Linked DNA regions of Homo sapiens: all the other regions are linked to region 3. Evidence: chromatin loops called from intact Hi-C (ENCODE). Cell type or tissue: endothelial cell of umbilical vein. All regions are shown on one strand. Links, peaks and the distances in the headings refer to the core of each region. The heading gives the core; the rest is flanking DNA. Region 1 holds the start of LINC02913 (long intergenic non-protein coding RNA 2913). Region 2 holds the start of LOC101929314 (a long non-coding RNA gene). Region 3 overlaps C9orf50 (chromosome 9 open reading frame 50).

What was found. Peaks named below come from ENCODE experiments on the same cell type or tissue, not always from the same donor. Only the 100,000 strongest peaks of a DNase experiment are listed, where the experiment ranks them.
Region 1: a loop joins it to region 3, with 4 times the contacts of the local background. A loop is called at or near these places in 49 of 110 quality-filtered maps.
Region 2: a loop joins it to region 3, with 4 times the contacts of the local background. A loop is called at or near these places in 5 of 110 quality-filtered maps.

The regions. Positions count from the first base shown.
Region 1 is chr9:129,316,661-129,324,394 of GRCh38, forward strand. LINC02913 (long intergenic non-protein coding RNA 2913) reads left to right here and starts at 4,356. Exons shown (of 2, transcript NR_149714.1): 1 at 4,356-4,386; 2 at 5,132-5,943. RefSeq lists enhancers at 3,826-3,885, 4,366-4,415, 4,738-5,306, 5,307-5,874 and a silencer at 4,046-4,165. In endothelial cell of umbilical vein, for the core only: no CTCF peak of the experiment used is centred there; a DNase peak (open chromatin) is centred at 4,271; H3K4me3 peaks cover 299 bases.
Region 2 is chr9:129,004,591-129,010,307 of GRCh38, forward strand. It overlaps NUP188 (nucleoporin 188), which reads left to right. Exons shown (of 44, transcript NM_015354.3): 39 at 557-631; 40 at 713-940; 41 at 1,055-1,186; 42 at 1,460-1,533; 43 at 1,649-1,778; 44 at 1,912-2,506. The coding sequence ends at 2,088. SH3GLB2 (SH3 domain containing GRB2 like, endophilin B2) reads right to left here. Exons shown (of 11, transcript NM_020145.4): 8 at 5,530-5,619; 9 at 5,181-5,281; 10 at 4,516-4,756; 11 at 2,446-4,201. The coding sequence ends at 4,094. It overlaps LOC101929314 (a long non-coding RNA gene), which reads right to left and starts at 1,973. Exons shown (of 4, transcript XR_007061810.1): 1 at 1,890-1,973; 2 at 630-707. RefSeq lists enhancers at 2,015-2,074, 2,195-2,264, 2,485-2,634. In endothelial cell of umbilical vein, for the core only: a CTCF peak has its summit at 2,344 (motif pointing left); a DNase peak (open chromatin) is centred at 2,331.
Region 3 is chr9:129,608,449-129,614,724 of GRCh38, forward strand. It overlaps C9orf50 (chromosome 9 open reading frame 50), which reads right to left. Exons shown (of 7, transcript NM_199350.4): 5 at 4,987-5,149; 6 at 4,659-4,803; 7 at 3,777-4,006. The coding sequence ends at 3,899. It also overlaps a transcript of NTMT1 not described here. Among named protein-coding and RNA genes, the nearest start is that of C9orf50, 9.5 kb to the right of the region's middle. RefSeq lists silencers at 2,230-2,279, 2,310-2,359 and enhancers at 2,614-3,115, 2,703-2,792, 3,116-3,615. In endothelial cell of umbilical vein, for the core only: CTCF peaks have their summits at 2,273 (motif pointing left) and 2,858; DNase peaks (open chromatin) are centred at 2,123 and 2,763; H3K4me3 peaks cover 964 bases; H3K27ac peaks cover 309 bases; H3K27me3 peaks cover 267 bases.

The DNA.
Region 1 (7,734 bases), core at 1,647-6,646, 290 kb before region 3:
CTTGGTCTGATGATAAAGCCCCTTTCTGCTCAAGTCAAACGAAGTCCATTTCTCTTGCTTATAACCACAGAAACCTGACTGGTTAGACACTGAATGCCACCCGACTCTGCCCTAACTCACTGCATGACCCTGGGCAAGATGGCCCCTCTCTGGGCCTCAGTTTCTCCAACTGCACGGCTGAACGCGCCTCCCATGCTGACGCCCCAAGGCCCTGTGGCTGCTTTGGTCATCGTGGCTGACTTGGACTGGTGGTGTGTTTGCTGCTGAGGATCGGTGGGGGCCTTCCCTGCCCTGACCCTGGAGGTCTATGGGGCGTGCCTGGTTGGGGAGAGGGGATGACAGCTGGGGAATCCTCAGCTTCTGTGTAGTTGGGCTCATAAGGACCAATGTGTTGGTACCAAGGCTGTTGCTTTAATAGGCAGTGGTCCACTTCTCTTTAAGTCCTTTTGCTTCAAATTTTTGGGAATCTGATAAAGGCTTTAGCTGCTTTCCTTAGACCAAAAAACTTTCCTCTACTCCCCTTGTTCCTTCTCTGCACACTTTATTTTTACTTTTATTATTTTTTGAGGCAGAATCTTACTGTGTCACCCAGGCTGGAGTGCAGCGGCGTGATCACAGCCCCCTGCAGCCTTGATCTTCCGGGCTCAAGTGATTCTCCCATCTCAGCCTCCCGAGTAGCTGGGACTATAGGTGCCAGCCACCATACCTGGCTAATTTTTGTTGTTGTGTTGTTTTAGTAGAGACGAGGTCTCGCCATGTTGCCCAGGCTGGCATGCTTTAAGGTACAGTTTCCAGAGGAGGTGGAGGAGCAGCCTTCAGAGGCCTGTCCTGACCCTAAGGTGACCAGCCTCTGGGTTTCCAGATGAGCAGCTTTGGCACACAGGTCAGAGGCCAGGTACAGTGGGCACTTTGTTAGTATCGCTTCATGTCAACTCATCCACCTGAAGAGGACAGCGTTTGAGGTAGAGATTGCTATGTTTTCACCAAACCCTGGTTCATTGGCTTCCTCCTGGGCATGCAGCTGGACTGCATTTCCCAGCCTCCCTTGCAGCTGGGAGTGGTCACATGACCCGGCTCTGGCCTGTGCAACGGGAGCTGAAATGATGTGGCTCCTCTGCTCCTGGTTTAGCTTGGTCCACAAGCATCCTTCCATGCTATCCTCCATGCTCCCTCTTTCTTCTCCCACATGGTTGCAGCAGAGGAGGATAAGGCCTTAGGTGATGACAGGGTCACGGGGTGAAGGGGCCCGGGCCCCTGAGTGACCACATGGAGCAGAGCCCTTGCCCCTCCCTCCACCAGCCCCCAGGAGACTGTAATGCAAGCAAGAAATAAACTTCTCTTCGGGGGCTGTTTCTTACATTTGTTATGACTAAGTCAACATTTTCATCATCCCCATCCAGGGGAAGTCCTTTTCCACTGAAAAGGAATCCATCTCAGGGCTCCTTTAAAATAGAGAGCTCCTCCAGTGCCTTTGGCCTGGGATCCCTGAAGCTGGAGAGTGTCTGCCTCCGGCCCTGAGCCTAGCGCCTGCCTGAACCTCAGGGCATCTTCTCTGGGGCTCTGATTTACAGTGACTCTGGGCTTCACCCCTTGCCCTCAGGTTCCCACCCCTGCTTTCCTCCTTCCTCGTGTCTGTAGTCTGTGGCCTTCTTCTTCCATCCTGCGGCCTCCCATTTACTTTGACCATTGTCTGGGGTTGAAAGACCAAGGTTCAGGGGTCAGGTGTATCTATTTTTTTCCCTTCTCCCTGACAAATTGCTCCCTGTGGGCAGGGCCCGCGCTGGCTCACTGTGAACTTCCTCCTACACAGTAGAAGGTTGAGCACACAGGGGCCGCTTCTGGAACGCCACATTCTTTGCAGTTCCACAGTGTGGAAGGCCCTGAGGGGGTTGCTCCCAGGATCCCATGTTCCCTGGGGCACTCGGATTCCAAAGAGAGAAGCCGGCCTCTGTTTCCGGCTCATTTCCTAAGTGAGCCACTGCAGGGCTCCAGAAAGGTGGAGTCCAGGCAGCTGGCTCTGGCCTCTTTTCCCAGCTACACACAGCATCCTGGCCCCTGTCCACAGCCCCTCCATGTCTGGGAGACCAAGAGACAGGTCTAATGCCGTGCCCAACCTATCCCCACTGTGGGAAACTCTTTCCATCACCCTTCCTCCCAGCGGGGACCACTTTCCACCTTTTAAATAATTAAGTTGGTCTCCAAACCACCAGTTACCAAACCCTTCTGCCCTTGGTAATCTTCCAAAAAATTTACAACAACAACTCTCCTTGCTGTGTGCCAGGCCCCAGGCTAAGCCACTTATACCCTAGATACCAATCCCTGGGGATGGATGTCATCAGTATCCCCATTTGACAGATAAGGAAGGTGAGGTTCAAAGGGCCTCCTGCCCCCCGTCGCCCCCGCCCTGGCCCTGTACCAGCTTCGAATGCAGTGGCAGGGGGCCACGATCTTGTGCCCAGGCCTGGTTCTCCTACCCCCAGCAGCGGGAGAGAATGCCGGGGAGGCACGAAGCCGATCCCTCCCCAGGGGGCTCCCACAGCTCCCAAGCTCACTGACACTTGGGTTTCCTTCCTCTCCTCTGGCCCTCCCCTGGCCCCCTCTGCTGCACCCCCAGCTTGTCCCACCCACCCTTGAGCTCGACCCCTCTCCCTCCCCGGTTCCCACCATCAAAAGCGCCTGCTGCAGGGCTTGGCTCTGTTTGGTTTCTCCAGAGCCTGCCCAGGGAGCTCTGCCTCTCGGAGGCTGTGTGCTCACTTTGCAAAACAGCAGAAATTTATAGCCCAAGTAATTGATCACGGCGCTTCTGCCTCCCTCCATCTCTCTCGGGCTCCTAATTCCCTTCTCCCGCTCTTCTCTTTTTTCTCAGCGCGCCATCTGTGGTGTCAGAGAAAAGGAAGCCAAAAGTGGGGGGGTGTTTCTAGTCCCAGTTCTGCCAATTACGAGTCACATGAACCTCAGTTTCCCCATCCGCAAAACGGAGAAGCTAATAATACCTGCTCACAAGTGTGCCGGGCCCGTGGAGGCCGGGGCCGGGAGGAGCACCCAGACGGAGTGACTTCTGGCCCTGAGCCACCCTGTGGGGGTGCAGGGTGGGGTGGGGGCCCACCTTCCCAATGGGGACACTGGGGCCAAGAGAGCTCGAGCCATTCACTCAGGGTCGCAGAGCTGGTAAACAGCAGCCCTGGGGCTTGAACCAGGTGAGTTGTACCTCAAAGACGGAACCATTAGGCCACACTCCCCCGACGCCGGCCCCAGGGCCCATCAGAAAACAGGTGAGCCTCCCCAGGCCTCCCAGACCCCTATTTCACTCCATTCTGGAGCTAACTGTGGGGCAGAAGGAGAGGCCACTAGGGCAAAGTGAACACTTTGCAAATTGTAGAGAGCCGCGAGGATGGAAGGAAACTTCACAATCATTCCCATCACTCTTCAGGGCCGGCCCCCCTGGATCAGACCCCTCCACTGTCTGGGAGACTCACTGGGACCTAAGAGCTTCCCTGGCCCTCAGTTGCTGTCTCTCCCTCCAGAGAAGCTGTATGAATAGCGGCCTCCCTCCGGCCAGGCCCCTACACCTGCCAGTCTCCAGGAAGGCCCACAGAACCTTGCAGAACAACTCACAAATGACCCCGAAGAGCACTTCACTCGCCCTTCCGTGGCAGATGAGGCAGCAGACCTGGGAGGGGAGGCCCAGGTTCCCGGCCCGAGCTCTGGGGGGCCCGGGGCTGGAAACTCCCCTCTGAGCCCCACTCCAGGGCGGGGCTGAGGCCATTCCTGACCCCTTCTGTTCGGTTCTGGGGGATGGGGGACGAGTGCTTCCAGGGGGGAAAGTGCTTGTCTTTTTTCCCCTCCGCCCTCAGTCTAGCTTGTCTCTGCCTGTGTACGTCTCTCTGTCTCTCGCTGTCTCTGTGTGTGTCTTTCTCTCCAAGCCCCCAGCCCGCAGGTACGGGCTTGCTTCCACCCGTGCGTGGCCCCCAAGACTGAGCACAGCTCCTCGGGTGTTTGCATCCAAGGTGCCCACAGCGCCCCGGCCTCCTCCCTTCCCCATGGCAGCCCCGGGGGTTGCTCTGGGCAGGGCGGTCCGCAGCTCGGGGGCGGCGGGCACGTTCTGTTCCCCGCTTTCGGGCGGGGACCGCAGGCTCCAGCCCCGGCGGCTGCCTGCTCCCGCCTGGCTGGCGGAGATGAGAGCCGGCTGCAGGGCTGGGAGCGAGGCAGCAGCACACAGAACAAACAGAATTTTTTTTTGCAACTAGAGGGGGAAGCACAGAGCTAAAAATAAAACGAAAAGATCAGTATCTGTCAGTCTGACAGCTGATTGGCTGCTCGGAGATGCATATAATTACCAGCAACTGGCGCTGGGTAGGCAAAGCCGGGAGAAACTGCTGAGACGAGGTTAGGATTTAACCTTTAAATTCTGGAGCCATCGGAAACCGAGGGGAGGACGACGGGTGTCGGTGCTAATGAGGCTGGGGGCGGGCGATGCGCGGTGGGCCTCCGAGTCCGGGGCAGGTCTCGGGGGTTCCCCGGGGAAGGCCCTGGGAGCCCTTGGCCCTGGCGGCCTCCGCCATCAGACTGGGAATGTCTCTGATTGGGTGGCCAGGAGGCGGTGGCCCTCCTCCCCGCCCAGCTGAGGGGTGTCGTCTTCCGCGAAGTTAGGGTCTCACCTGGGAGGCAAGGAGGGAGGGGGCTGCCTGAGGCCCTGGGCCCCTCCGGGACTGGCGCACCCCGTCTCACCCACATTCCTTCGCCTTTCCCTGCCCAGTGTGGATTTCCAAAACCCATCCCCGCTCCCCTCCTTCCTTCACCCCAAGTCACCCGTTCCCAGCTCTGTTTCTTGCCCCACCCAGGGAGGGCTTTTCCGCACCTCAGGCTTGTCCTAGGGCCCCCAGACAGACAAAAACTGCGGCAGTTGAGGGGTGTTGTGCTCTCCCTAAGCCTCAATTTCTTCATCTGTTAAAGGCAGGTGATGAAAATTGGGCCTACCTGGCTGCTGGTCAAATGCCAGGGCTGCTGTGGGCCCAGCCTTGCATGTTGACTCTCACCTGAGCCAGGAGTCAGGAGATCGGGGTTCTAGTCCAGCTGGGAATTGTCCCAGTGTGAATTGGGAGTAAGAGTTCCTGCCCTCTGACCTCTCCAGGTGGCAGCGGGGACCACGTGAGATGGCGTATGTGGCCTTGAGCGATAAACCTCACCTGTCGGGGGAGGTGGGCGAGGAAGCCTGCAGCTCCTGGAACCCACCACTTTTCTCTCCCAGGCCCTTGCCCAGGCTGTGGCCTCTGCCTGGAACCCCTTTTCTTCCCATCCGAGCCCTTCCCTTCAGTGCCTCTTCCTCTGGGAAGTCCTCTCTGGTGCCCAGCCCGTCCTCTTCTGCCCACTCTGGGTTTCGCACCCCATGCTTAGGCCCTGATTGCCTGCTTTGCACACAGGGCTGTGAGCTCCATGAGGGCAGGAACCACATGGCTGTTCACAGCTGTGTTGCCAGGGCCTGGCCTGGAGACCCTCAGGAAGTGAGACATCTGAATCCTCTGCTCTGTGACCCTGGCAGCCAGGTAGAGCCATCTTGGCCATGGCACCCAGGCTTGGAGCAAGCAGCAGCCTCATGGGTGGGGAACCACGTTTCCCCAGCACATCGGCAGGCCCTAAGGGGACATTCGCTTGGCTCTGCCCTCAGAGCACTGATGCCCGGGGGACACTGCCCTTTGTGTGTCCCATGTAAGAGAGGATGCAACCTTAGAGGGGGCAGGGGTAAACATGGTCCCAGGCCCTGTTGTCCCCTCCTAAGAAAGTTCCCAGTTCTGCCTGTCCATCCCTGGCCTTTTCCCTGTGCTGTCTGGGACAGTGGGTGGAGCTGCCGCTGAGCGGTGGGACCTAGAAAACACATACTGACCTATAGGAGGCACTGCCCAGAGCTCCTAACTGGGGTGGGGTGCAAAGGAAAGGTGGGTGAGGGAAGCAGAGAGAAATCATATTAGTAGCTCACACGTCAACAGTCTAGCTGTGTGCCTGCCTCTCTCATGCACTTCATGGGGATTATTTCCTAGAATTCCCACAAGAGCCCCTTGCAGGTGGTGCGATTGTTAGCTATAATTTGAAGATGAGGAAACTGAGGCACAGAGTAGTTAAGCAATGCACCCAGGAGCCCACAGCTAGGGAGGACAGAGGCTGGATCCAGCCCAGTCCCCTGTCTCCTGGGGCCAGGCCCAGCGCTCCCACCTCTCTGATAAGGATAAAAAGGAGGGAGCGGGAAGGGAGATATTCCAGAGGCAACTACCATGAGACCTCCCGGCAGAGAGGCTTGAAAACATCTTTTGTGTGTGGTACGCAAACCATTTCCCCTTTGGTGTCTCTTTGAAAGATTTTGGGAAGATTTAAACTTTTTTTCAATGATTTGGGGATGTCAGACTGGTGTTTTTTTGAGGGTGACACCGTGATGAGACTGGCCCCCAAGGCAGCCCCGTTTTACTCAGGTTATGGTAATAGAACTTCTGCAGCCTCAAAAGCAGCTTCCGCCGACTGAGCGCTCACCCCGGGGTCCGTGCTGGACTCAGCCTTGACTCGGATGCCCACCCTGAGCCCCACCCGAGAAAGGGATTATTTCATCCCTGCATTATTTCCTTAGAGCTGATGGCAGAATCTGCTCATCTCCAAATTCGCTGTCTCCCCGTTAGGAGTGAGCTTGGTGAGGGCTCCAATCTGGTCTCCCCCGTTCATTGCTGAGTCCCTGGCACCCAGCATCAGCCCCGCATGGAGCAGCTAGTCAATAAAGCTTTGCTGGACACATTTCAGATGAAGAGACTGAGGGTCAGAGAGGTCACATGGCTTGCTTGGAAGAAACATCAGATTTGTCTGGCTCAAGAGTCCACTTCTGGCTCCCCCCTCACACAGTTGCTTAAGAGACCCCCAGCCCAAGACAGCCTCAGAGCCTGGGTCTTCCCCCCCTCCGCCCATTCTCAGGCCCTTATACTAAAACCAGAGAGGCCTCTGAACTGCTGTCTGCCCCCCCAACCTTTTCCTTGCTTATCTGGGAATCACGCAAAAGTTGGCCAGAGTTAGCTCAGTCTCAGAGAAGCTGCATTCTTCTAGAGTCACTCGGTTTTGCGTGACCTGATTCAAATTTTCCATCTTTGTCACTTTGATTCCCACTCTGAGAAGTTTTCTCAGTACATATAACCTTACTATGTGATGACTGGCCTGGGTATTCATATGTGCACTTGTTACCTGTTGCTTATCTCCTGGGGGACCCCTGGTTCAGAGGGGTTTAAGCAGGTGTCCTGGTGAGACCGGGGTTATAATCAGAGACTCTCAGGGTTAGAGCTTGGCCCTGCCACTGAGTGGCCTTGGGAGTCTCATTTGACCTCTCTGAACCTTGGATTCCTCACTTGTGAAATGGGGACAGGTTGAGTTCCTGCATGGAAAGTGTCTTGCTTGATGTCTCGCCAAAAGACCAAAACTGCCGTCACTCACTGCCGGAGAGGCCCTGCACGTGGATATTAGAGTTTGCTGGGTTTTGTTTGTCCTGAGCGAATGTCCGTCCATGTACAGGCTGATGGATTTTGTAGGTGCAAGGTCCCTAACGCAATCAATCTCTCTCCTCAAAAGACCATGAGCATGCCTGGACTCAGAGAGCACCGTGTGTGGGGGGCTGGCGTGGGCACGTGTCCGCAGCTGGGACTGGCTTCTAGGGTTCTGGGCTCAGGCAGGAGGGCGGGGTCCCAGGAGGTCATCTCTCTCTCCTTACCC
Region 2 (5,717 bases), core at 1-5,000, 600 kb before region 3:
GCCTCCCGGGTTCACGCCATTCTCCTGCCTCAGCCTCCCGAGTAGCTGGGACTACAGGCGCCCGCCACCACGCCCGGCTAATTTTTTGTATTTTTAGTAGAGACAGGGTTTCACCGTGTTAGCCAGGATGGTCTCGATCTGCTGACCTCGTGATGCGCCTGCCTCGACCTCAAAAGTGCTGGGATTACAGGCATGAGCCACCGCACCCGGCCTCATCTTCTTTACTTTAGGACCTTACAATATACCAGGCACCTAGCTGGGTCTCAGGGAGACAGTCCAGTCCTGAGCCCTGCTGGCCCAAGTTTGTAGCCCTGAGTACTTAGTGGCTATAGGGGCTTTAAGCTGGAAAGTGGCCAGGGGAGCATGAGGGAAGGAGGGAGAGAAGGGGAGCATGAGGGAAGGAGGGAGAGAAGGGGAGCATGAGGGAAGGAGGGAGAGAAGAGCAGCAGCGAGTGAGGAGCGCATGGGTGTTACATGGAGGGCTATTGGGTTGGTCTGGTTGGGTGACTGGGCTGCTGACAAGAGAATCCGCTCATCTCTCCTGTGTCTCTCCCAGGTCAACCTGGGTTACTTGTGCCAGGCATGTACCTCTCTCCTGCACAGTCGAAAGATGCTGCAGCATTACTTACAGGTAAGCGTCCTATGCCATGAGGTCCTGGAATACCTCACGCTAGCTTCCCAAGCTCCACCTTCATTTCTTGACTCTCCTTAGAACAAAAATGGGGATGGCCTCCCCTCAGCTGTTGCCCAGCGAGTCCAGAGGCCACCGTCTGCTGCTTCTGCTGCCCCCTCCTCCTCAAAGCAGCCCGCTGCTGACACAGAGGCATCAGAGCAGCAGGCCTTGCACACAGTCCAGTATGGCCTTCTCAAGATCCTCAGCAAGACGCTGGCAGCCCTGCGCCACTTCACCCCAGATGTCTGCCAGATTCTGCTGGATCAGGTACTGCCCATCATCTGTTCAGCACCACCTCCCCTAAAGGCTCTGCTCTGCTGTGTACCGAGAGCTACCTGGGGCCTTAATTGGGTCCTGGATGGCTCTTGTCTTTTCTCGCAGTCCCTGGACCTTGCTGAATACAACTTCCTGTTTGCCCTGAGCTTTACCACTCCCACCTTTGACTCCGAAGTGGCCCCCTCCTTCGGGACCCTTCTGGCCACAGTGAATGTGGCCCTCAACATGCTTGGAGAGGTAAGTTGGTTCTGTCAGACACTGTCCTCTCCCCCCGGCTCCTCCCCCTGCCTGCCACTTCCCAGCTGACCTTGGGCATGTTGGGCATGGTACCTAGCCTCCCAAGCCTGCTCCTCTCTGTAAACTGAACATGACAGCACCTCTGAGAATTACTGTGAGGATTAAATGAGGTAACTGATTAAATTTGCTTAGTGCAGGACATGCAAGTAGGAAGCTCTCAGTAAGTGGGAGCTGTTCCTGTTGTCTTAGTTTTTTACCCTTGCTTCTCTTCAGCTGGACAAGAAAAAGGAGCCCCTCACCCAGGCAGTGGGGCTCAGCACACAGGCAGAAGGGACCAGGACGTTAAAGTAAGTGCTCTTTCTGGGATTTGATAAGGGGCTGGGGCAGTCATGGGCCCACTGTTCTCAAGCTTGGCCAGCCTGGCCCTCTGCAGCAGTACCAAAAACCTGTGTCTCCTCCCAGGTCCCTCCTGATGTTTACCATGGAAAACTGCTTCTACCTGCTCATCTCTCAGGCGATGCGGTACCTTAGGGACCCGGCTGTGCACCCCCGGGACAAACAGCGGATGAAGCAGGAGCTCAGCTCTGAGTTGGTACGGATGGATAGGGATACGGAGGGCTGGACCAATAGGGCCAGAGCCCTGTGGGGTCCTGCCTGGCAACCCCCAAGGGTCAGAACAGTAGCCAGATGTGCTGAGCCTCACCAAGCCACTTTTTTTCTTGTAGAGCACGCTGCTGTCCAGCCTCTCGCGCTACTTCCGCCGGGGAGCCCCCAGCTCCCCTGCCACTGGTGTCCTCCCCTCGCCGCAGGGCAAGTCCACCTCTCTCTCCAAAGCCAGCCCTGAGAGTCAGGAGCCTCTGATCCAGTTGGTGCAGGCGTTTGTCCGGCATATGCAAAGATAGGGCAGTGCTGTTCTGCCCACCTACCCCTCTCCACCAGCCTACACTGCACCCTGGCTGGCAGGGGTGCTGCTGGCTGCTAGGGCCTATACAATGGAGGGCACCTCCTGTCACCCCCCTCCCGGAGTAGCCACGACTCCAGCCACCACCCACTGACGTTATTTTTATACTAGATGAAGAGGTCAACAGCAGGCATGGGGAGCCGAGTCTTCTGTGCTCAGGTCCTCACGCTGCAGACGCCCCCTAGAGGAACTTTCCTTCCTTTCCAGCATTCCCCACAGCACTGCCGGCCAGGGGAGAGGCGGCAGCCCAGCAGAGGGCTCTATGCACGGGTTTCAAACCTGTTTTCCACACTCTGTCTTTGCAGTTTTGGTAATTCTGTGGTCTATTTATACAGATATTAAAATCTTGTTTATAGACAGCTGTGTGATGTTTAACTTCAAAGCCCAGGGATGACAACGTGGCTCTCAGAACCTAGAAAACTCCCCTGGCCAGGCGCCTGGGAGTGGGGCTGCAGCCTCGGGGGAAGGCAGGTACTGATGGATGGCTAGTTCACCAGCATCTCCTCATTCCTGTCCTTGGGCTGAGGGTTTGGCTGGGTGGGCGCTGTCAGATATTCCCTTCCTTGGCCTGCGCTGGTCCTGTCCTTGACCCTGCTTTCATTGGCCCAGTGGGCTGAGCTCATCCCTGGGTGAGCCTTTCTTGAAGCTCTGTGCCTTCCTATTTATAGCCCCGTGCCCCCGTCATCCCCCGATCCCCTCTTCAGAAGCCCCAACAGTGGGGCCTACTGGCTGTTGGCCTTCTCAGGACTGAAGTCAGAATGCTAGGTCCTGCTAGGGGCCATCTAAAACACAGACATCACTTAGGGTTTCTAGAATCAGGCTGCCTGGGCTTCAGTCCCTGCTTGGCCACTTGCCAACTGTGGTCCCTTGAGGAGCTGACTGTCTTGCTGATCTCATCTGTGAAATGTGGACACTGAGGACGGCATGAGAACCCATGGCACGGGGGCACATGCTGGGTGAAACGCCCGACCTGCAGACAGCACTGACCGCTACCCACTTCTTGTGCTTGAACTGAACTGTCAGACGCATTCTACAGTCCGCTCCACAATCCAAATTTAGGAAACTTTTTCTTAGGAATAAAACGTTCCTTGTGCGGCTTCATGTCCAGGAACAGCACTGCCCTCTGAGAGGCACAGGCCCCGCAGAAGACAGGGAGGGCTGCACTTCTTCCCAACTAGAGAGCTGGGGGCCGGGGCAGCCACAGGGCCCCTGCTCACTCTGTGGAAGAGTGGGGCAGAGGGTGAGTCTACCTTTCCCTTTACCACCCTCAGGGCCAGGCCCTGACAGGAGCCCAGGTGACTCGCACACAAGGACGGTTTATTGGCTAGAGAGCAAACGCAGGCAGAAGTAAAAACACCAGATAAAAAGTGAGTGTGGAGAGGTGAAGACTGCGGCCGCTGGACTTGGCTTGAGCTGTGAGGGGTGGGAGGGGAGGATAGCACCGGAAGATGCTGCTCCGGGCCCAACACCAGCCCTGGCCAGGCTCTCCCCTCCCAGGGGCAGCGCCCAGTCCCCAGGGGCTGCCAGAGCCCTGTGTGCCTTGCCGCATTCCCCTGATGCAGCTTTTGGCAACTGAAAGGCAGGGCTCTCGCTGAGTGCACCTGGGGCTTCCTGAGCCCATCTGCGGCGGCCCCACCCTGGCCTAGGTGCTGAGTGCAGCTGCTGCAGACAGCCCCTCCCTCCTTAGTGGAGCCTGGAGGGTGGGGTGCTCGGGGATGCAGGCAGGGGCAGGGGCTCCAGAGCCACAGGTCAGAAGCAGGGCTGGGGGAGGGGTGGAGCCATTCAGCCTCAGGCACCCTCACAGCTAGGTGACTAGGGGCAGGGACAGAATGGGGTGAATTCTCCCCACTCTGAACAACTGTGTCACCAACAAACAAGTTAAGTGGCAGGGCTGCGCCCATCCTCTCCTGCCTAGGCCAGAATGCGGGGGGGATGGGGGCACCTGCCTAGCTGAGCAGTTCCAAGTAGGTGACAGGGACCTTGCCCTTCTTGTTGCCTCTCTCGCCAATGAGCCAGTCAGGGTCCATGCCAGGCAGGCTGTAGACAGTGATGAGCTGCAGAGATGGCAGTAGAGGACGGTCATGGCCTGGCCAAGGGTGGAACTGGCCCCAGGACTAAGTGGGGACAGAGCTGCCACCTCCCCATGGCCCGTGGCATGTGCTACACCTTCAGTGGCTGGCGCTCATCTCACTTGCTCCAGAGACCCAGCAGAGCAAGGATCCTTTCCTCAGAGCTGGATATGCCCTCTTTAACCTGCTGGTCCCCACTTTGCCAACAGGGCCCCTCCAGGCCCCATGTGCCTGATCCCAGTGCCCAGGCTGCTCCTCACCCAGCCCATTCCTGCCCCACCTTGCGGCACCGGGCCCACCTCATCAGCCAGCAGGGCCAGCTCACTGCTGTCGGCTGCCTCGTAGTCATAGAGCACCCGAGCTTTGCGGGTCCCACTGGCAGGGGGGGCCACCTCTTCCAGGCAGAGCGAGGCCTCCCCCGGAGGGGCCAGGCTGGCCACAGAGGGCACCACAGGCATAGTGGCCGCAGCAGTGGTGGGTGAGGTGCTGCTCAGGGGTGGGGAGGCGGGCTCTGTGGTGCCCACGAAGGTGCCGGGAAATCTGGAGAGGAGGGATACATCTTAGCAGGTGGGAGTCCCAGAAGGGACCCCAGAGGCAAACTCCCCTCCCCAGCCCCAGGAGCCCCACTCCAGCCCCGGCTACTCACATGGCACCCTGGGAGCTGGCAGCACAAAGGGAAAAGCAAAGCAAGGGAAGGGTGAGATGGCCCCACCCCCTGGTCCCTGCCATCCTCCCCACCCAGGCATTCCCTAGAAACCCTCAGGGGCTCCAGGGGACTTGGCCGTCAGTAAGGCCAGCCACTCCACCCTCATACACATGAGATGCCCGCACCCAGAGTGGGTTCCAGCAGAGCCCTCCAACCCAGCTTTGTGTCACAGGACTTGCCCAGAGGAGCTCATGCTGCCCACGGACAGGGTATGGGAGCCAGGGGGCCCCAGTGGGTTCAGCAGTGCTGGCCCCGCACCTGCCCAGCTGCTTCTGCAAGTCCAGCATGTGGCGGTAGCACTGTGCGTAGTAGGTTGTCTGAGACTTGACGAACTCGTGGAGGCAGCGCAGGTGGTTCACCTGCGGGGAAGAGGCCAGAGGCTGACTTCTAACCTCCCGCCCTCAGAACAAAAAATTCCGTCCCCATCCCCGTCCTCTACCAGACCTTGCTCCGGCATTCCAGGGTGCCCTGCCCCTGCGCCCACACCCTCCCCGGTGGGACTTGCTCTGTGAGGGCCATTCTGGGGCAGCCCTGCTGACCTTGTGGTTCAGGCACACCTGGTGCCTGCTGAGGGTTAGGTTTAGTGAGGGTGGGCAGTGGGACTCACGTGAGTGCTACTGATTCCCTCCAGCAAGAGACGGGTCACTTCTGCTTGCCGGTCAAACTCTGTCTGGGCCACGCGGAGCTCCTGCTCGGCCTGGGCAGGGCAGGGCAGCCATGAGCACCCACACACCACCCACCAGCTTCCCCGCAGTCTTCTCCTGGAGCCTACCTGGGAGCCGCCTGTCCCTTTCC
Region 3 (6,276 bases), core at 1-5,000:
AGGGCAGGAATCCCACTTGTGAGGGCTCCACCCTCATGACCTGATCACCCCTCAACGGCCCCACCTCCTCAAACCATCACATCAGACCTGGGGTTCCAGCATATGAATTTTGGGGGGACACGTTCAGTCCATAACAGAGCTGAATGAGCCGCCTGCAGAATGGCAATCGGCCCGTGGGGCAGCTGCCATCCCTGGAGCCCCACTTGGGGCTGGCTTCCCTTGGCCCTGCATCTACAGGGCTCCCTAGCTCCTGGCTCCCTCCTCTCCCTCCCACCAGGCTCCTGCCTGGAGCCAGCGCCCTCTTCCCCACTCCAGTCGTGGGTCCTGCCCACCAGCCTTGAGGCTTCCAGCTCCTTCCGGACCCTGTGCACCTGCCCAGTTCCACCCTCTCCAAATAAACGCCTCTCCTTCCTTGACCTTGCCCTGATCCTCCCTGCTCCGAGGTGCCCCATGTGCGGCAGGAAGAAGCAGCCTCCACAGGACTGCGCTCAGCGGGAGACGGGGCTTCCCCGTGAAGAGGTGCTGAGTGCGAATGCCCACTCCAACACCTGGTCACTGTGTGATCTTGAGAAAGAGTTGAGCCTCTCTGGGCCCTGGCTTCCCCAACAACCAAAGGCTGTACAGAGAGCGGCTTAGGAGAGAGCTCCTGTGTGCGCCGCCGAGGGCTCTGCTGGCTCAGGACATCTGTAGGACCAGTTCCAGCTCCAGTGGGCACCGCCAGCACGCCCAGGTGAGACCGCCTGAGCCCTCAGGGTTTCAGTGTCCTTATCAGCAAACGGGCTAAGGAGCCAGCTTGCAGGGGTGCAGAGGCGTGGGGAGGTGGGGACACCTAGAAAGGGGCAGTGACCTCCTGCCTCTCCCAGCTCTGCCTTCTGCCTTGGGTCAGAGTCATTCCTCCCCCTCCCCCCAACTAGACCGGGCTGCCACTCTCCCCTGCCCTGGCTGGGCACAGGACTGTCCATGACCAATGGCAGGCGTGGGGTTGGAGGGTGCGCCTGCCTTGATCCCAGCTGCTCAGATGGGTCTGAGTTGGGGGGAGCAGAGCTTTCCTGGCCTCCCTGACATGCTGCTTCCTGAAGCCCAGGAGGGGCAGCCCCCCCACCCCAAACCCCACCCCACCCCCGCCAGCCCTGAGTGGAAATGCCCCACGGAAAAGGGCCCTGTTGGGGCCCCTGGGGAGGCCCCCAATCTGGGGTCTCTGCCAAAGAGGGTGAGAGATAGGCCCCCGGAGGGCCCCCGGGGAAGAGCTGGGGTTGGGTCCATCCCCTGAATGCCTCGCTCCCTCTTCCTCATCCCCTGTTCATGGTGGGGGACATGCTGGTGGACAGACAAGTGGCTACAGAGGGCCAGGGGGAGGCGTCTGGGCCTCCAGGGCAGCAGATGACCCCGAATGTGGGGGCTGCGGCCCTGGGAGACCCCGTGAGAGGCCGTGTATGTGTGAGGTCGGCCTGTGTTCACCGGCTGTTTGTAGGGCAGGAGTCCGGGTATGTGTGTGGTGTGTGTGTCTGAAGGGGGTGTCTGTGGGGCGTTGTTTTGTCTGTGTACCGTGTGGGTGTGGCCCTGTGGTGTGCCTGTGTGTGTCTCGGGGTGCGTATCTCGGTGGTGGGTGTGAGTGCCGAAAGCGGCGGGACTGAGGCTTCCGTCCTCCATCTGTGGTCTGCGGGGAGGGAGTGGACAGCGCAGGGAGCGGACAGGAGCGCTGCGGGATCCCGGGGCCTTGCGGGCCGAGCCACAGGGGAGGGGGGAGGAGGGGGGGAGGAGGGAGGGGGAGGGGAAAGGGGGAGGGAGAGGGGAAAGGGGGGAAGGGGAGGGGTAAGCGGTAGGCGGGGGCCAGGTCTCCCTGCAGGCCCCGCCCCCCCCCCACCGGCGTGGTGCCCCCGGCGCGAGCAAGGGCGTGGAGTCCGGGGTCGCGGGGGCGCCGAGACCCGCCCCGGGGGCTCCACGCGGACTCCGGCTTCAGTGCTCGGCGCTGCCGCACGGCTGCAAGCCTAGCAATTTTGGGCTGAACAACAAAAGCGAGAGAGAGGGAAGTTGGGGGGCGGGGGCGGCGCGTTTCCCCCCACCCGCCAGGGCCGGTCGTGGGCTCGGAGCAGGTGCCAGGAGGTCGCGCGGCCGGAGCGGGGCTGTGCGGAGCCAGCAGCGCGGAGGCGGAGGCGGGCGGGCGCGAGCGCCGCGCGAGGGGAAAAGTTTCCGACCCTGGAGCGAGAGGCTGAGAAGTTTCGGCCGCGCCAGGCGGCGCCAAAGCCAGGCCAACACTGCCCCCGCGTGGGCGCGCCGCGGTGCTGCAGCCGGCGCAGGGGCCGGGGCCCGCCGCGACCCTTGGGGTAAACTGAGGCTCAGAGAGGGCGACGTGGGCTGCGCAAGGCCACCTGGAGGAGGGGCCGTAGAATCAGGCCTGCTGAGACGGGGGACGGGGCGTGAATGTCCAGAAAGGGAGACAGAAGGGAGGGGACGTCCCAGGGACTGAATCCCACTCCTCGTCCTAGATGTGTCTCCACCCCCTTCCTTCCAGTTACCTCCAGAGTCCAGCAATCAGGTACCCGGTGGAGGGGCGGTGGCAGTGCTGTCTTCTTCCCATCCCTGCAGAGTTTGTCTAAACTAACCCTAGCTCTATTGCCCTTCTTCTGGAGTTAGGGCGCCTCTCCCAAAAGGCGTCCCCCATCCACAACCCATCCCGGCCCTAAGGACCCCCACCAGCCACCGCCCAGGCCAGTCCCACCGTTTGCAGCCCATTCCTTTGCCATTAAACAAGGCGCCAGGGTGTGGATTCCCTGCTGTTTCCTCAGCGGCCAGGAGGTGGCGAGAAAGACCCGGATCCTGGGCAATGGCGCGGGTCTGGGGGCCACTGACAGCTTCAGGGAAAGAGGCGGCGGCTCAAACTTTCTCCAGGGGGCTGGAACGCAGGTGTGGCAGGGGCAAACCTGGTGGGCAGGGTCTGCCACCTTGTCTTTCGCCACCTCCTGATGCAGATTTGAACATCCACCCCCTCATCCCCAGACTAGGAGAGAAACCGTGGGCCCCAGCCCGTCCCACACAGGTGCTTTGCCTTCTGGGACCAGAGGGTGCCAACCCTTCCGGGGAAACGCATGAGACCAACACAGGGCTCTCTTCCCTCGGCTGGAGTCTGGACGCCCTCACTCCATTGTGGATGTCAGATGGAGGCTTGGTGGGGGAGGACAGAGGCTTGGGGTGGGGGTTCTCCACCCCTAGGCTGAGTTTCCAGCAGGTGCCTGCTTCAGGTGTGGGCTGATCTAGGTCAACAGAGGCTTGGTCCCAAGTTTTTTGGGTTTCGTTGTTGTTGTTGTTTGTTTGCTTGTTTTTTGAGACAAGGTCTTACTCTCTCGCCCAGGCTGGAGTGCAGTGGCGGGATCACAGCTCACTGCAGCCTCAACCACCTGGGCTCAAGCAATCTGCCCGCCTCAGCCTCCCAAGTACCTGGGGCTAGAGGCGTGGAGCACCACGCCCAGCTATTTTTTTTTCTTTTTTTAAGAGACAGGGTCTATGTTGCTCAGGCTGGTCTCAAACTCCTGGGCTCAAGCCATCCTCCCACCTCAGCCTTCCAAAGTTCTGGGATTACAGGCATGGACCATTGTGCCCAGCATGTTCCCAGGTTTCAGGTATGTGGCAGGGTCTCCCACCTTCCAGAAGAGGGGTTCACTACAAGTCCTGAACCCCAGGGATGCCCTGTCCCCACCCCTCAGCCTCATCCTGGCTGTGTCTCCATCCCCTTCCTTCCAGGAACCCCCAGAGACCAGCAACCAGGTACCCAGAAAGGCTTGTGGTGTGACACCTACTGGCAGGTCCCAGCCACCTGGGATGTGCCTTTATTTGTGGGGCAAGGAAGGACGCTCCTCATTGCCTGGCCCATGTGTGCCCCTGGCCTTGGGTTCGCGAGTGTTCACCTCTTATCTGGCTGCAGTGTTGCGGAGGCCAGGAGGAGATGGTACCCCTTAGGGCAGCCTTGCTTCAGGACCGACTGCAGCACCCGGTTGGGCAGGAGGGACTCCTAGAGTGAGACAGAGGACCAGCTGGCTGCTACCAGGACCTCGGGGCAGGGGACTGGGCTCCCAGTGGGATTCTGTGCTGAAGCCCTGTTGGGCAGGTAGTGCTGTCAGCCCCATTTTAAAAGATGAGGAAACAAATGCAAGGTCAAGCACGGTGGCTCTCGCCTGTAATCCCAGCAGTTTGGGAGGCCAAGGCGGACAGATCACCTGAGGTCAGGAGTTCAAGACCAGCCTGGCCAGCATAGTGAAACCCTGTCTCTACCGAAAATACAAAAATTAGCTGGGTGTGGTGGTGGGTGTCCCCATTGCAGAGGTTGCAGTGAGCCAAGATTGCACCACTGCACTCCAGCCTGGGCGACAGAGCAACACTCTGTCTCAAAAAAGCAAAGAGAGGAGAGGGGAGGGGAGGGGAGATGCAGAAAGGAACTGTGATCGGAACCCAGGCACCTGGCTTAGAGCCACCCCTTGACAGCTGCCCTTTGAGGGAGATGCAGGAACACAGGGCGTGGCCACTGCAAGCCCCCACGGTGACTTGGCTCTCAGGGAGGGTCCACTCCCAGCCCCAGCCACTCCACCAAACAGGGCTGCTCCCGGAGCCAGCTGCCAGCAGGGGCTCACCAGCTTCTAGGTCCAGGAGCAAGACCATTTGCCCACCTGCTCCAGGTTTCTGTGCGGGTCCAAGAAGGCTCGGAGGCTGCTTCGCGGCCTCTGAGCAGCGGCCTTCTTCCATGAACAGAAGGGCAGGCTGCTGTTCATGGAGGTGTCCTCAGAAAGGTAGCCCTGTGTCTTCTGGGTGGACCTGGGGGAGACAGGACCCCATGAGCTTCCTGGACTCTGAGTCCCCGGCCCACCCATGGCTGGCAGGGCCCTTGAGGACCCACACTGGCAACCCGCCTGCTGCTGGGTGGGGAGGTCTGTAGGCAAGGGGGGTGGAGGGCCCTGGCAATGTCCACGAGTCCCATCCGCTTCCCTGGAGCCTCACAGGCCAGCGCAGTCCCAACACGAGGAGCTGGCCAGGGTCTCCTCCTTGGCCCCAGGGTACAGGGCTTTGGGCAAACTCTCCAGCCGTTTTCCGACACTCCCAAACACCCGCTCGGACGCCACTGGCAGGGCGGCCTTCTGGTTCACAATGACGCTCTGTTGGACTGCAGGAAAGAGGGCAGGGTGAGATCTCTGCCCAGGAGGAGGGCACTGGTGCCCCCACCCTCTTTTCCTCCCTCTGGCAGGCAGGGCCGGTCAGAGCCCTGTCTCCATGGCAACCCCAGGCTCCCCAGCGCCTTCTGGCTGCCTCCAGAGAAGCCTTGGGTTTTAAAACCACCTTGCGTGACCATTTCTGTTATACCCAAGCTGTGCCCCTGCGCACCCCCACTCACGCTGCAGCCGGAAGCGTGCCCCCTTTCTCGCAGTGGGGAGACCACTTACCCCATCATAGAAATCCCAGAAACCATGCTGAGAGCGTTGAGGGCTTCAGGGAGGGCTGTCTCAGGGATGGGGGCTCTTCCTGTCCAACAGCAGCCATGCGAGGTGGTCCAAGGACCCTGAGTTCCCCAATGGCTGCCCCAGGATGGAAAGGGCTGGGAAGCAGCAGGCTGGCCCCCACGTCTCCTGGGCACCCTGCTGCCCGGGACACCATGATAGCTCCTTATGGCCAGTGGCTGACACGGAATCATCTCCTGTATGCACCAACTGCCATTCACATGAAATTGTTTCTCTTGGGCTTGTCCTGGCCTTGGATTCCCAAGAGGGGCCCGGGGTCACTCTGGCTTCTATATGTGGCTCTGCGTCACCCACACAAGCCCATCCTGCTTCTGGGGCCTTGGTTTCCCCACCAAACAAACAGAAGTTGGGCAAAAATCACAGCTTCTAACTCCAGCTTCCTGTCACGCTAAGGAGGCTGCGTCAGATCCCTCCCAAATCAGCGAAGGTCCTAGGTTTGCAGGGCATCGCCCACAGCTAGACCTTGAGGCAGACATTTCCTGAAACTGCACATAGTGGGTGCTCAATAAACAGCTAGAGGACATTGACTGTTGGGGACCCTGGGGGCTGCTGGATCCTGAGAAGAGGCTGGGCACACAGAAAAAGGTGGAGCTTAGTCAAGGTTATACCAGAGTAAGAACAGGGACTTCTCGCCTGCTTCTCGAGACACACTTCAGAAAATTCACTGGGAATGGCCAGGCGCGGTGGCTCATGCCTGTAATCCCAGCACTTTGGGAGGCAGAGGCAGGTGGATCCCTGAGGTCAGGAGTTCGAGACCACCCTGGTCAACATGGAG